2 separate regions of the Homo sapiens genome follow, and region 1 is linked to region 2. A link is an interaction called in ENCODE POLR2A ChIA-PET data of the cell type or tissue named here. Cell type or tissue: GM12878. All regions are shown on one strand.

Region 1 (2,500 bases), 240 kb after region 2:
TGGAGCCCCAGCTCTGTCTCTCCTGCGCTGTGAGACCTGAAAGCAACTCACTTCCACAGCTTTCTTTGTAAAATGGGGTTAATATTATTAGCCCACCTCTCAGAGCTGTTGCAAAGGCTCAGTGGGACAGTATGAGGGAAAGCATTTTGGATAATGCTTAGAAAATGGATTTGGTTATTAGGTTATTACAAGGATTATTACAGAAACTCACTATGAGTGACATGATATAATAATATACATCTAAATATGCTAGCTTTTGCTCTGAAGCCTCTTGCTCTGCCAAAGCCAGCTGCCTGATCTTCCCACACCTGAACATACACCATTTTCAGCGGCAGGAAGGGATATAGCTGAAGTTACACCTGCAGCCTGAACTGAGGAGCAGATGGCCATGTCTACCAAAACCTTTGAAATTCATTCAATTACTTCTAAAAATCTTTTTTTGTTGTTGTTAAGAAAAAAAGAAAGGTGAGATATTAAATTCTTAGTTATAGTTTTCTCATTTTTTTCCCACCTTGCACAGGGCTCTCTTCTCTTCTCTTTTTTTTTTTTTTTTTTGAGACAGAGTCTTGCTTGTTGTCCAGGCTGTAGTGCAGTGGCACAATCTCAGCTCACTGCAACCTCCACCTCCTGGGTTCAAGCAATTCTCCCACCTCAGCCTCCCCAGTAGCTGGGATTACAGGCGTGCGCCACCATGCGTGACTAATTTTTGTATTTTTAGTAGAGATGGAGTTTTACCATGTTGGCCAGCCTGGCCTCAAACTCCCGACCTCAGGTGATCCACCTGCCTCGGCCTTCCAAAGTGCTGGGATTGCAGGCATGAGCCACTGTGCCCAGCCTTTTTTTTTTTTTTTTTTTTGAGGCAGGGTCTTGCTCTGTTGCCCAGGCTGGAGTGCAGTGGCGTGATCATGGCTCACTGCAGCCTTGAATTCCTGGGCTCAAGCGATCCTCTCACATTGGCCTCCCAGAGTGCTGGGATTACAGATATGAGCCGTCATGCCTGGCCAAAGCTGTCTTTCCAGGGTGATTTCAGGGACAAGCCCGCTCAATACTTTAAAAAGACATGTCTGTTTACCTGGAGTTGTTATCAACTCTGTTTGCCTATTATATAGCCTTGAGGTTTGAGAGTCTGAGAAGTCACACCTGGGACCTCAATCAGCCTCCTCATTTTAGAGATGGGAGACTGAGGCCCAGAGACTGCCCAGCAACACACAGTGGGATATTTGACTTCTCAGGGTTACCATCTTTCTCCCATGCTGTGGGGAGCTGGGTGTTCCTTCTGGGAAGCGATGAAAGTTGGAAAGTACTTGTAAATATTAGCCTTTGATTCTTGCTAAGATGTGAGGAGTGCCCTCCCCTACAACGGATCATATTTTAAGCTGTTACCAGTCATTTAAAGTCAGGCATCTGGGTGGGGTAGCAGACAAGGCTCAGGCAGAGACAAGAGGACACAAGGACTTGAGAATTTTGCTCTGGACTGACCCCATTGCCTCAGCCAGAAGGCCACCTCATGGAAACTTTACTGGAAGAAACTTCCCCAAACTGACTTTGGGGAACTTTCGGAGGCAGGGTTCCTCGCAGGCTGGGCTGTCACAGTCGACTTGCTCTCAAAGGCTTACTCCAGGGAGCCTGGTGCCCCTGCCAGCGCTCCCAGGTGGCTGGGTTTCTGGGCTGCAGAGGGGTGGGATCCCTGCCAGACCCTTGCCCAGACCACTCCCATTGCTGCTTCGTGCAGCCCAGGTTGCTGGGTTCTGCCTTCCCTTCCGACCTGACTCTGAAAACCTGGCTTCACCTGGCTCCCCACCCTTTCTGCTCCCGGCTTGTCTCGTGGGCCCCAGGCAGCAGGCCCCATCCTCACCTGCAGAACTTGTTCTTGCTGTAAGCCTAGGTGAGCCAAGCACTCACTTCTGTAACCAAATATGTGTCCCGGATTAGGGCTTTGTTCCCTTGGCTGTGGAAACCCTGGGAACTCCTGGCTGGATAGCGCTGCTCTTTTTCCCTTACTCTAGCTCTCTCGCTCTTTCTGTTTCTCTGGCTCTCTCATTTCTTTGTCTCATTCTCCACCTCTCTCTTTTGAGGGCACCCCCTCCTTCTCATTCTCTTTCTGCCTCCCACGACAATAAGTAGGAAATTAAGCCCACCAGCGAGCTGAGCATCTGCAGTGATTCTGCATCTTCCAGGCATCAGCGCTGCCTCTTAGCGGATGGCCATTTCACAGTCCCCTCTCCTGAGATGGACTGGGCTGCCTGCCACCAATCCTCCTACCCTCCAAGCTGCTTAGGCCAGTCTCCCATGCTTGACGGGACCTCATTTCCAAAAGAAACGTAAGAAACCAGTCACATCTCCCCATGCTGTGACCTCATCTCACGGATCCCCTCCACAGTCCCATGAAGGAGGCTGGGCAGGTGCGACAGGGATGCAAAGAAGAGACTCAGCCGAGGCCAGCGGCCATTGGAAGCAGATCGGTGCCCTGACTCACGGCCCAGCCCTTTCCATTGCACCC
Region 2 (2,500 bases):
AAAAAATACATGTGAGCTGCTTAGAACACAGCCTGGTTCATGATATATTTTAAACAAACCTGGCCGGGTGCAGTGGCTCACGCCTGTAATCCCAGCACTTTGGGAGGCCAAGGCGGGCGGATCATGAAGTCAGGAGATGGAGACCATCCTGGCTAACATGGTGAAACCCTGTCTCTACTAAAAAATACAACAAAAATTAGCTGGGCGTGGTGGTGTGTGCCTGTAGTCCCAGCTACTGGGGAGGTTGAGGCAGGAGAATGGCGTGAACCCAGGAGGTGGAGCTTGTAGTGAGCCGAGATTGCGCCACTGCACTCCAGCCTGGGCGACAGAGCGAGACTCCATCTCAAAAAAAAAAAAAAAAATGGACATATGTATTGGTTACTCCTCTGAGTACCTCTCACGGAGTCGACACATGAAACTGAGGCACAGAGGTCATGCAAGTGACCTTTCACTTAGGGACTCTCAGTCTCTAAGAAATGTTAACTCGCTGCGAGTATTCATTCATTCAACAAATATGTATTAAGTGCCTACTATGCACCAGGAAGCATGGTACATGCAGATTCAGCAAATTTACAGCTATGACTATTATTATTATTAAAGAAATTAAGGCTGTTTGGGATTGGGGGTACATCTGTGAACAAAATGGACAAAGACATTGGCCAGAGGTATGACACTGGGCACCTCATACCTGAGTGAGACTAAAGGCCTGAACTGCCAACAGGAAAACTGGACCCAGAGACACTGGCTTGTCCTGCTGCCAATCACTAACCATTTATGAGCTGGTGGCATTCGTGCAAGGACACCAGTGAAGGTCTGGGGAGGGTGGCCAGGCTTCGCATTGAGTGGCTCAAGAGTCACACCCAGTGGGGCATCCCTCCCAGGCTTCCCCATGGTAACAAAGCCAGGCCAGCTGTGGAAACCCTTGCCGAGTGGGGCAGCCTTTCATGAACTCAAAAGTCATTAAATGGGCTGTTGTAATCCCAGCACTTTGGGAGGCCAAGGCAAGTGGATCACCTGAGGTCAGGAGTTTGAGACCAGCCTGGCCAACATGATGAAACCCTGTCTCTCCTAAAAATACAAAAATTAGCCAGGCGTGCTGTCAGGCACCTGTAATCCCAGCTACTCAGGAGGCCAAGGCAGGAGAATCGCTTGAACCCGGGAGGCGCAGGTTGCAGTGAGCCGAGATCGCGCCGTTGTACTACAGCCTGGGCGACAGAGCAGACTCCGTCTCAAAAAAAAAAAAGTCATTAAACGCTTGCTGAAAGCAGGCATCTTATTAGGCATGGGAATTCACGAGTGACTCAGATGGGGCTCCTACCCTCCAGGAACTGAAACTCAGAGCCAGATGCTATGTGGATGATCAGATTACAAAGGGTTCAAGATATCCAAAGCAAGCTCTAGAAAAACAGCCATGATGCCAACTGGCAACACAAACAGGGAGAGGTTGCTGCAGGGGAGGGGATGGCAGGTACAAAGGCAACGATGAGAGAGACTGGAGACACAGCTGGGGAAAGACCTTCAGCCTGGGATCCTGACCTGAGTTTGAGGCCTGGTTTTACCATCAATTTTACCTCAGGCAAGTTGCTTGCCTCCCCAAGCCTCAGTCTCCCACTTTGCAAAATGATGTGAATACTTTATTGGGTTGCTTTGATGGTTCGGTGAGTTCATGAATAAGAAATGGCTTTCGGCCGGGCACCGTGGCTCCCAGCACTTTGGAAGGCTAAGGTGGGCGGATCACAAGGTCAGGAGATCGAGAACATCCTGGCTAACACGGTGAAACCCCGTGTCTACTATAAGTACAAAAAATTAGCCGGGCGTGGTGGCACACCCCTGTAGTCCCAGCTACTCCAGAGGCTGAGGCAGGAGAATCACTTGAACCTGGGAGGCTGCAGTGAGCCAAGATCAAGCCACTGCACTCCATCCTGGGCGACAGGGCGAGACTCCGTCTCAAAAAAAAAAAAAAAAAAAGAGAAAAAAGAAATGGCTTTAAAAACTGAAAAATATGCCAGGCCTGGTGGCTCACCGCCTGTTAATCCCAACATTTTGGGAAGCTGAGGTGGGAGGATTGCCTGAGCCCAGGAGTTCAAGACCAGCCTCATCAACATAAGCAAGACCTCATCTCACAAAATAAAAAATAAAAAAAATTAGCTGGGCATGGTGGCACAAGCCTGCAGTTCCAGCTACTCGGGAGGCTGAGGCAGGAGATCACTTGAGCCCAGGAAGTCAAGGCCGCAGTCAACTATGATCGTGCCTGAACTCCAGCCTGGGTGACAGGGCAAGACCTTGTCTCAAAAAACAAACAAACAACAACAACAAAAAAAACCTGAAAAATAGAATAAGTGCCTGGAAACTGAGGTTGGCAGTGTTAAAGTGACTTGTCCAAGGTCAATGGCTGATTAAAACAGGATAGGGTGTATCTGGGTGGGATGCGGGGGGCAGCACAACCCCTGCCTCTGCTGAGCCACCACTCCTGCGTTCCCAGCACTGACCTCAGGTTCCC

Evidence for each region. Peaks named below come from ENCODE experiments on the same cell type or tissue, not always from the same donor. Only the 100,000 strongest peaks of a DNase experiment are listed, where the experiment ranks them.
Region 1: POLR2A ChIA-PET joins it to region 2 with 7 read pairs; 3 of 35 experiments call an interaction of 5 or more read pairs at or near these places.

Annotation. Positions count from the first base shown.
Region 1 is chr1:21,284,046-21,286,545 of GRCh38, reverse strand. All of the region lies in intron 2 of ECE1 (endothelin converting enzyme 1), which reads left to right. Among named protein-coding and RNA genes, the nearest start is that of ECE1, 5.2 kb to the left of the region's middle. RefSeq lists an enhancer at 2,047-2,500. In GM12878, no CTCF peak of the experiment used is centred here; no DNase peak of the experiment used is centred here.
Region 2 is chr1:21,519,935-21,522,434 of GRCh38, reverse strand. All of the region lies in intron 1 of ALPL (alkaline phosphatase, biomineralization associated), which reads right to left. Among named protein-coding and RNA genes, the nearest start is that of ALPL, 12 kb to the right of the region's middle. In GM12878, no CTCF peak of the experiment used is centred here; a DNase peak (open chromatin) is centred at 1,316.